Linked DNA regions of Homo sapiens: region 1 is linked to region 2. A link is a loop called in an ENCODE intact Hi-C map of the cell type or tissue named here. Cell type or tissue: adrenal gland. All regions are shown on one strand. Each heading gives the region's core, and the rest is flanking DNA. Links, peaks and the distances in the headings are about the cores only. Region 1 overlaps ENTHD1 (ENTH domain containing 1). Region 2 holds the start of LOC124905120 (a long non-coding RNA gene).

Region 1 (5,372 bases), core at 98-5,097, 250 kb after region 2:
TTGAATTACAGACATATAGCTACTCCTTTGGGCACACTTGAGGTCATGGCTTGAAAATATTGTGTCCACAACTAAGCATGAATAAGATGCCATCTTGCCTTTGGGGGGCTCTTCCAGCTGCCAGACGGCCCTCTGTCCTTTCTCCAACCACCTCTTCTAAGTTACTACTAAGACAGCTCCTCAGTCTGCTCTCTGCCCTCTAGCCTTTCCTCATTCACTTGTAGCCCTCTACAACCTACTAATTTCAGTGAATACCCCAACATCTAGAAACTCGGGGGAAATCAATGCTACATCTCTGGGTTCCTGCCACACTACAGACAGATCCTGGCTTCAGATCAGACTTGAAGTGGTATGAAAGGAAAACCTAAATAAATAATATCGGGGCCAGTGCCAATGCCCACATGCATTCCCTCACTATTTCCTTAAACATTATTTAAAATTCTATGTGTTTTGAGCACTTCCTCCTTTTCAATAGACTCTCTTTAGCTAATGTTAACAATCAAGTGTCAACTAGGGATGAGGAAAGTTCTACAAAATTTCAAAAGACAGCCCTGCTGGTGGGGAACCTCGCTGGTGAGCTTAGAGGACTCCCAGTGTGCTGGCCATGCTGCTCTTCTTTTAAAAAGCCATGATGAATCTTCTTTGAAGACACTTCTAAAGTATATGCAAAAAATACAAAAAGCACTGAGAGGATGGCTGTATTCAATTGAGGGGCATTTCCAATGATACTTATTCAGCTAACAGACATTTACTGGGGCATTTACTATGTACTAAGCTCTGGATTAGAGGCAGAAACTAGAATGATGAACAAGACACAGCCCTTGCTCTCAAAAAACTACAGTGGCTTTGGTTTGATGGTGAGGGAAATAACAGGCAAGGACAACCCAGCAGAATCGGCACCAGATCTGAGGCAGGCACAGGGTGTCTTCAGAGCCCAGAGGAGGAGAACAATAGCCCCTGCCTTCCAAATGCCAGTGAAGGCTTTCTGGGAAAAGTGACATCTTAGCTAAATCCCAAGAATGAGCAAGATTCAGACAAATGAATAGGAATGGAGGACGGAGGCAAGGGGAGGGTTTTCCCTGCTGAGAAGTATGCAAAGCATGAGAGAATATGGTGTTTGGGGGAAGCAGTTCAGTGTACCAAGCTGGAACATCAGAGGCTGGGGGAAGAAAGGAGGTTAAAGGTGAGGCTGCAGGGGTGAGCACAGGCCAATGTGGGAAGGAGCTTACCTGCCACACTAAGTTGTTAGAACTTTATCCTAAGGGAGCTTCTCAGAATTGTGACTGATCAGAGCTTCATTTTAGGAATGTCCTAAGTCTCTAATTCTGTTTTGACCCCTGATTGCTTCCCTAACTTGCTCACCTCCAGTCCTTTCTTTACAATGCATTCACAGTCATCTTCCTACAGCAAGGATCTGGCTGTATCATGTCCTTGCTTAAAACACATCAAAGGCTCCCCATTGTTTTTCAGACGCAATAAAAACTCCTCAACATGGCTTATCCTACGTGCCACTTTGCCAGGGAAGCTCCAGGTTTACATCTGTTACCCTGGCATAATTTTTCACTTTCACTCTCTAAAGTGGCCTGACTGAACAATAAACATATGGCCACCTCTTCTACACCTGATCTTAGCCCAAAGGCCGGGAAGCAATATGGTCACCTTTACATATAAGACCTTGCTCACCTCTTCAAGGCCTCTCCTGCCATCCACCTCATCCTGAGGCTCTGCTAAACTTCCTTCCATTCTCCCAACTGGCCAAGTCTCTCTTGCCCACTCCTCCTGTTCCTCCCACCCCAGCCTCTCACATTGTTCATGCTGCCTGAGATTCTCTTCTCTCCTCACTTGGTTTGGCTCATTCTGCGTAGTAGGCAAAATAGTGCAGTGAACTGTTTTTCAAAATGTGGGTTGTGACCAATTAGTGGGTAGTGAAATAAATTTTGTGGGTCACATCTAAATTTTTTTAAAAAGTAAAATGACTAAGATAGATCAGAGTACACTGTCAATAAACATTGTTTTGTGAAACTGTGAAACTCTTGTTTTAGGGGTGTGTGTGTGTATATATATATACGTACGTGTGTGTGTGTGTGTGTGTGTGTGTATATATATACTGGGTCATGACATAAAAGGCATTTCTGACTGTGGGTCACAGTCAAAAGGTTTGAAACACATCAGCGTAGGCTCTGGGGTTACACCAGCAGCTTGGTCTAAATGCTGACTTTGCCACTTCCTAGTTCTGTGACTGAGGGCAAATTTTTAAAAATCTCTTTGTGGACTTTCTTCATCTGTCTCATAAGATTGTTATGAAGATTAAATGAGCTCGACCATTTAAAAGTACACCCAGCACACACAACATGAGTGTTGGCTACTGCTACTATCATCACCCATCCCTCTCATTCCAGCTTGGACATCACTTTCTCCAGAAAGCGCCCCCTGCTGTCCTAAGGCAGGGTTAGGTGCCCTCCTGTACATGTTCGTGTCCTCTCCCTATCCTGATACCTCATTTGTTTGATTAGGTCTGTTAAGCCACTAGACTGGAAGCTGCATAAAGGCAGGAACTTGTTCACCATTGACTACCTAGCAGTTAGCACAGTGCTTAGTACACAGTAGGCATTTAGTAAATTTCTGTGGGATGAATAACTTACCCTTTGAAAGAAACATACAGCTGTTTCATTCTAATAAAAAGTCAACTTGGAACTTCCACACTTGAGAGGTCATGGTCATTTTAATCAAGAATCTCTCAGTTTAGATTAGTCTTCGTTCTCCTAATTTGAACTGTCAAAGGGGTTGTATGACATTGTTATAATACATACACTCATTAGTAATGGGAAAAAGTTTAGGTTGGATGGCTTCTTGACCTAAAATTCATAAATAGTTCAAAAGTCAGTGTCTCTTAATATTCTTTTAATTATCACAATAATGAAAAAAGTTGGCCACTGCAGATAAAGAATGGCATGTTTAAATGTACTTACCACCCTTCTGGTCTTTTAATTGACTTCTACTGCAAGTGTGGCTTTGTTTTATTTATTCATTCTTATCAATGAAAGCCTTTAGTAGTCTCATTTATCTGTTTTTCATGCATGAATCATGCTTTCCCATATTTTTAAAGTAAAAAAGAGGGGGGAATTAAGTTTAAAAAGGTTTTAATTGGATGTCTTAATGTCAACCACATAATACACAGTTACTATGTTGATACCCTCTCGAATTTCTACAGTCAGTTCTATAATTTGAGGCACACTTTGCAATGCTCTGATGATTGATATAAAGACACTTTTAAGGAAATGTGAAGGCAGGCAGCAACTTTCCCCAAAATGGAGGACATTGTAAATGCATCCAATTTATGAACAACACACAAAAACTGTATGCAATGGCTTGAAAAGCAGCCTATATACCTAGAAGCAGCCAAAGAACACAGGCCAAAGTCAGTGCTGTGCTAGTGGCAGATTCACTAGGATATCAGAGAGTGGTCTGGGGACTCCTGGGTCACACTACTCCTTCCTAAATCAGACAAACACATAGTTACACAGTAAGTCAGATGCTGATAAGTGCTATAGAGTGAATGAGCAGAGAAGAGGGAGGAGCACCACTGGCAGTGGGAAGGTGTTGATTTTGAATAAAATGTCCAGGAAAGCCTCCCTGAGACTGTAACATCTCAACAGGATGTGAAAAGAATGAGAGCGTGAGAATGTGCCATGTGTGTAGGACTCAGAAAAAGGGCACTTCTCTGGCACACTGGAGAGGGAGCTTAAAAGCTCCATGAGATGGGACTGTCGGGATGGATCTATTACATACAATTTGCTCAGCCACCTTTTAATTGCCTTGGAGGACACTCTGTTCACTAAGGCATTTAAAAAGCATACTTTGATGGGGCACCAGCATCTCTGAAGAGCTCTGTAGTGGTTGTCATCTGTAGGCTGAGATGACCAGGGATAACAGGGATGGTGCAATGGAATTGGGTTTCCTGATCTCACTGGGAATACTGGGGTCCTGGAGCAGTAAAAGCAAATAGCAGTGCTTAACTCTTGGAGACAAGCTAGGCATGATAATCATAGTAAGCCACAGGGATGCCGTGGTATCCATTTTCTGTTTTTTGTTTTTTGTTTTCTTACTTTCAGGATGTGTGGTGGTGGTTAATGAATCACAGGACCTGTGGAAAATACATAGGCAGCCTACTAAGTGAGCTTAATATAAATAGACAGAAAACCTAACTACTGTCATTATAGGGGATTCATGGCCTCTTATCCAGCTCCTAAGCCTAGGCCAGTTCACAGAGCAAGAACTTCTTGAGGGGAAGGTCTGAGCCCTTTGAGAATGAATCCTGCAATGTAGCCACAGGTGTGTACAGTAAATCTTCCCCTAAGCCTCCCCTAGAGGTACCTGAAGCTATTCACAACAATGACTGTACTTAGATAAGTACTTATCCGATATTGGCTCTGAACTGACACTAATTTCTGGAGATCTAACAATGCCACCATAGTCTACTGGCCAGAGGAGGGACTTAAGAAACCAGGTGACACATGAAGTCTTGGCCTAGGAGCTACCTCACACCGAATCCAGCTAAACCACAGACCTACCTCTAGTTATTTCCATGGTCTCAGAATGTATGGTGAGAACAGACCTGCTTAGTAACCTGCAAAATTCTCCCCTCTGCTTCCACCACCCATGGAGTTCAGGTTATTAGGGTATTAGAGAGATCAGGCAGAACCGCTATAATTATACCACTTCCCCTCTAAAAATCTTTCTGGGGAAATTACAGAAATTAATGCCACCATCAAAGATTTCAAAGTTGTAGGGGTAGTGATTCTTACCACATTCCAGTATAACTTGCCTGTTTTTCTGAAAAGCCATGTGGACTGTCAAGGATGACGGTAGATTATTGCAAATATAATCAGGTGATGGTACCATGCATAGCTATAGTTCCAGTTGTGGGCTCTTTACTAGGGCAAATCAACACAGCCCCAGACATCTATAGTATATAGGTGTCAACCTAGACACTTTCCTAAAATCCCTATTAATAAAGATAATGAGAATCAGTTAACTTTCATGTGACAGGGACAACAGTATACTGTCTTTACTGTCTTGCCTTATGGCTGTGTCAACTCTGCTATGTCCTTCAATAGAGGCAAGAGGGACCTTAAATCTCTTGATGTCTGTCCCACAGAGCAACACACTGGCTATCACATTGATGATACAGTGCTAAGTGGACTTATGCAAGAAGTGGCAAGCACTCTTGATGCTACATGTATGTAGAAGGTGGCCAATAAGTCCTGGGAAAGTTCAAGGGAATGCCACATCTGTGACGTTTTTAGAGTATCCACTGGTCTGGAGCATGTCAGGATATCCCCTCTAAAGTCAGAGACATGTTATTGCATCTT
Region 2 (5,372 bases), core at 129-5,128:
GACCTTTAGAGCTGGGTTCTAGCTCAGCTCTACCGTTTAAGAGCTGGGGTCTTAGGTGGGTGACCCCTCACCGGGGCAGTGGGGTGAACACCCCCGATCTGGATCTCAGAGAGGAGACAGGGTGGAACGTGGCAGAGCAGGCACCTGGGACCCGGGGGTGGTCAGTAATGCCCCCCACCCACCTCTTTTTACTCATGACGCAGCCCCCATGCTGAGGGGTCAGGACCCCACCCCAGGCAAGAACCTGGATTTTAAGGAGCTGGCCGCGGGCTGGGGGCTTCCTACCCTCTGGGAAGGGGTGGGAGCTCACCAGCCGCCGCCGTCAGTCTGTCTGTCGCCTCCACGCCTCCCCCCTCCAGCGTCCCGCGCCTGCAGCTTTCCCCGAAGACATTTGGTGTCAGTATAAGGACGGCTTTTCCTCGCACGCAGCGCGGCTCGGTCTCGCCGCCGCCGCACGTCCCCGCACCGCCAGGCGCTCGGGCTCCTCCGCAGCCCCCGCCGCGCGCAGACCCCGCGCTTCGAGCCCTGAGCCGGAGGCGCGAGCAGAGCCGAGGCAGGCGAGAGACCGGCCTCAGCCCCGCGCTCCCCGCCGCGCTGGTCTCTCCCGGGCACTTGCCCCGCTGCTCGGTCCCCGCAGCACCCGCGCCCCCGCCCCGGCCCGGAGCGCCGCGCTCCCGCCCGCCGCCCGCCCAGAGCCTCGCCGTCCCTCCAGCCCGCCGCCTCCTCCTCCTCCCGCCATGGCCCGGGCCCCCGGGCCCGCCGCCCCCCGCCCGCCGCCCCCCGCGCCCCGGGGGCTCAGCTGATCCTGAATTGGCGGGGGGTCGGCTGGCGGGGCTGGGGGTCCCTCTCGATCGCCGGCTTCGGGTGGGGACGCGTTGTCCCCGCGTCTCTAACCTGGACGACCCCCCGCGGCCGGGCCACGTCCATGCCAAGGTAGGTGGGGGCTGGGTGGGTGGGGGGAAGGAAGGGAGGGCTTCGCTTCGATGCCAGTTTCTTGGCGCGTTGGCTTCTCTCTTCACTGGGGCATTTATTTATTTATTTCTGGGGATCGATCCTCCCCACCCGCGCGTACCCGTCAGGTGAGCCCCCCATCCCGCGCCTTCGGGGCCATGCCTTGGGAGGAAGGACAGGAAACTTTGACCGGTCCTCTCTCCAAGGCCACGAAAGTTCTCTCGGTGCCAATACTGAAGCCAGCTGAGCCAGCGCTGCAGAAATTTATTCAACAAGTCAGGCTGCCGGCCGGGGCCCGGGTTGTCCGCGCGTCCGGCCGCCCCTCCGCGGCTGCGGCTCTGCGGGCAGCTGGGCCAGAGCTGGTGCCCGTGTCCGGCGGGCTGAGCTGGGAGCGCTGGCCTGGGAGCGCGGCAGCGGGGGCCACTGGATGGGGGAATCCCGGGCAGGGTTTAACTTTCCCGGAGGCGGGGGTGGCGGAGACCCCCCCTTTGGCTGGCACCCCAGCGGGGCGGAGGCCTCGCTGCATGAAGCCAGGCCAGGGTCGGAGCCGGGGCTGTAGGGGTGAAAGGGACCCTCGGCCGGCTGGAGGTGTTATGTAATGAGTGCTTATGATGATTGGGTGCTAATTGCCTACTGGGTGGTGTTGTGGGGGAGCTGTGGGGGACTACGGGGCTTGGCAGTGGTGGGGAGGCCTCTTTTGGGGGAAGTCATGGTGCCTGGGGGAGGGGGCTGTGGTGGGGCCCAGGCTGAGGCCTCAGTCAGCCCCTCTGCTAGTGTCTTTCTGCCTTGTCAGGGCCCTGGGGGCTCCTGACCTGAGGATGAGATTGGGGTCTGAGAAGACCTCTGAGCTATATTCTTGTCCTGAGGGTCTGTATCCTGGGTCCAGGTGTGTGTGTGTGTGTGTGTGTGTGTGTGTGTGAGAGAGACAGAGAGAGAGAATGAGCGAGCGCTGGAGTGGGCCTGCGTGTCTGGCGTGTGTGGTGTGCCGGGGTCTGATCACCATGCGAGGAGAGTCCTCGCTGGAGCACTCAGATTGGCCCAGGCAGTGGCCAGTTCGTCCTCTGTCTCTCACTGCCTGGAGGATTCGCCCCGCAGACGCTGGCACCACCTCGGGGCTAGGACGCTGTGTGAACAGGGGTGTGGATCTGTGGCCCAGCCCCAGGGGAAGGGTTTGGCCCATGGTGTGGGCCTACCTCCCTGCACCCCGTCCTCAGACCCTGCTGGCACCTGGTCACCTCTTGAATCTGTGGCTCCTCTTAGCCCTAAGGACTCGCTTCCGGAACTCTTGTCCACTCTTCAGGACAAACTTTCTGTTCAGGCTTCAGGATCCAGGGCTGGGCTGGGGACTGAGCTGGGGTCTAGAGACCTCCCTGTTACCTTCCCACCTCCGCCGTCAACGCAGAGACAGAGGGAGGGGACACCAGTGGGTGATAGGTCAGGACAGGACAGGGTGACACTGAGCAGAGACCAGGTCTGGGGCCTCAGCAGGGGGAGGAAGAGGAAAAGAAAGAATGTGCCTGGAGGCTGTTGAGCTGGCCTGGCACCAAACCCATGAATCTGCCCACAACCCCAGAGGGCCTGGTCACCACACCGTGCCCTCCACGCTCTCTTCCTAGCTGTGCAGAGCTGCTGTGCCTGCCCCACAATGGGAGGCTTGGGGAAGGGGCTGCTGGCCTGGCTGGAGGCCCCTTCCCCTTCCTTTGACCAAAGTTCTCTGCCCGCTTCTTCCGCATTCCTTCCTCCTCACCCTGCATGCCCCTCCCCTCCCCTTGCCCCCATTCCAAGACCTCCTGAGAAAGCTGGGGCTGAGAGGGCATCTTCCAGGCCCACCAGGGGGCGCCAGGCTGTCCGCAGGTCCCTGCGGCCTCCCCTTGACCTTGAGTGGTCAGGTAGGGGTGGAGGGTGCCGTGAGAACCCCATCCTCTCTCACCCTCTCTCTGCTCCAGACATCTTCCTGAGTCCATAGCCAAGCTGGGAGCAGTTTTGGGGACTGCAGCCTCTCTGTGGTTCTGGACCCAGTTCCCCGCCCTGAGCCCACAGGGGTCACCACCTCCAACTCCCCTCCCCCAGTCTCCTTCATCATGGCCCCCTTTGTGGCCCTCTCTGCCACCTTCACCCCACACCCCAAGTGTGGCTGCTCTGGGCCTCAGCCCCAAGGAAGGGGCTCTCAGGCCAGTCAGTTTCTGGGCACCACTCTGTCCCTCCCCCACGCTGGCAGGGCTCCCGCCACCCCGCAGTTCCTAGCGCTTTCCAAGGTAGCCAAACAGGCTCCTATGTGGCTCCTTGATCCGTGGCTGTCTCCACTTTGGCAGCTGCCTTCTTCTCTTGATTCCTCAGCCCCCCAGCTCCTGGTGTCAAAAACTGTCTGGAAAGAGGGGATGCTGGGCTGGGCATGGGGGTCTAGAGAGACCCCTCTGGGCTGCAGGGAGAGCAGGGCGCTCTCCCCTCCATCCCTTCTCCTCTGCAGCCAGCTCTTCCCCTGCTGCTGCTCCTCTTCCTCGCCTGTCCTCCTGTCCCCACTTCTCCTTTCCAACCCCTTCCCTACCTCCTGTTCTTTGCCGCAGAATGTTTTCTTCCCATATGTTCCTAGGACATGCCCCAGCCTTAATGCCCTCAGTCTACTCTTGTGCCCCTGGCATCCCAGGTCTGGCCTGGGGGCTCAAAGAGCCCAGGGTGCTGTGTGCCCTGCACACTGTGGGTGTATGGTCTGTGGATCTCTGGGAGTGTGAGTGTGCAGGTCTGTGGGTCTGTGGGTCCAGGCATCTGTGGATCTGTGGGTGTGTCTGTGAATCTGTGGATGGTGGATCCATGGGTCCGTGGATCTGTGGATCCTGATATCCAGGAAGATGTGGGTTGAGTCTGTCCCCCACCATGGCTGCCAGTCTACAGAGGGAAGAAAACAAATTGGATTTTCCGATTTCCTTTTCTCTCTTTCTCTCTAATATTTATTCTTCATGTACTGTGTTCTAAGGCCTGTTCTGGTCACTGGGGGACACAGCAGTGAACGGAAGGGAACAGACAAAACCTGCCCTTTTGGAGCTGCTGTGCCTGTGAGAGGATCTGGCCTCCCCTGCCAGGTGCTTTGTGGGGACATGGCCACGAGTCCTGGTTTCCACTCGTGCTCTCAGATTGGAGAACCCAGACCGTATTGATAGATGAGGGGTGCAGATCACAGAGGATTTAGCATGGCATATTTGGACACCTTTGCAAAACAGCTGGGTGCTTTTGGGGCTCCTTGAGCAGGAGAGGACGAGAAGGACGTGGTATCTTGAGGGTGGAGGTTCTGTGGAGGCTGTGGGCTCTTCAGGGCCAGGTTCAATGCAGACCTGGCCCTGCCTCCCAGAACTTTTCCCTTCATCTCTGAGGTCTGCCTCTGCCCACTGCCCCCTTCTCCTGGACTCTGGCCAGAGAGGTCTGGCTAATGGTGCATGTAGAGAGGAGCATTAGGGTCTTGCTGCCTGCCCTACCCTGTTGAGCAGCGGGGGCTGCATCCAGCCCTCTGTTGTTCTAGGGTCTTAGGCCCCTTTTGGGAGGGGCCTAAGCTCTGTCCCAGCTGGGGTAGAGGTGAGCAAGTCCACAACCATGGCAAGAGGATCAGGTGACCTAGCATCAACAGAAGCATCCGCTTCTTATAAAACTGGGATAATACCTTTCACCTGAAAGGATTTTTGTGCGGCTCAGACATGTTTCTGCAGCACCTAGCATGGGGCCTCGTACAATGAAGCTGTCTTTTCTTTCATGAAGTTGCTTTCCAAATGTTTTTCCCCATTTTCTATCTGGTTTTCAAGGCAGAAAAGGCATCGTCTTCTGCATTTTATACAAAAGGAAATGAAGCTTGGGGAGACCATGTGATGTGGGGAGGGCAGAGCTGGTCCTTGAGTCCTGGGACTCCTGATCCAGTGCTCTTCCTGCTGGCCACCCCTCCCTCCCATCAGGGGCCATGTTCACCCTGATTTGCTCGCTGAAGTAAGACCCAAGGCCCTAATTACTGCAGAGTGAGTAAAAACTGATCAGCAGAAGCGCCTGCTGGGAGATGTTCAAACACACTGATGGTGGTTCCGACACAGCCTCGCTTGCTGCACTTGTCATAAGACCGAGAGCCGGCTGAAAACAAACAAATGGCAATGCCTGGTGACAGACACGTGGGCAGGTGCAGGGGTGGGGGGGCTGGTAGGCTGCAACCTCTTGTCCACAGTCTGGCCTGGACAACCCTTATCTGGTGACCTGGAGCTGGACTGCTCAGATCCAAACCCCAGCTCTTTTACTAAGTAGCTTTTGACCTTGGGAAGATCCTTTAACCTTCCAGTGCCTCGGTTTCCTCACCTATAAGGTGGACAGAGCAAAAGCACTTCTCAAAAGCTTACTCTGTGCCTGGCATATAGTAAGTATTCACAGATAATGTTGGCTTTGATTCTTGTTGG

What was found. Peaks named below come from ENCODE experiments on the same cell type or tissue, not always from the same donor. Only the 100,000 strongest peaks of a DNase experiment are listed, where the experiment ranks them.
Region 1: it touches region 2 in a loop (2.4-fold over the local background); 4 of 110 quality-filtered maps call a loop at or near these places.

What each region holds. Positions count from the first base shown.
Region 1 is chr22:39,805,817-39,811,188 of GRCh38, forward strand. The region is part of intron 5 of ENTHD1 (ENTH domain containing 1); the gene reads right to left. Among named protein-coding and RNA genes, the nearest start is that of ENTHD1, 85 kb to the right of the region's middle. In adrenal gland, for the core only: CTCF peaks have their summits at 2,417 (motif pointing left) and 2,636; no DNase peak of the experiment used is centred there; H3K27me3 peaks cover 956 bases.
Region 2 is chr22:39,557,132-39,562,503 of GRCh38, forward strand. LOC124905120 (a long non-coding RNA gene) reads right to left here and starts at 383. Exons shown (of 2, transcript XR_007068106.1): 1 at 311-383. RefSeq lists an enhancer at 798-1,396. In adrenal gland, for the core only: a CTCF peak has its summit at 2,764 (motif pointing right); DNase peaks (open chromatin) are centred at 418, 1,316, 2,008, 2,310 and 1 weaker place; H3K4me3 peaks cover 1,450 bases; H3K27ac peaks cover 1,855 bases; H3K27me3 peaks cover 442 bases.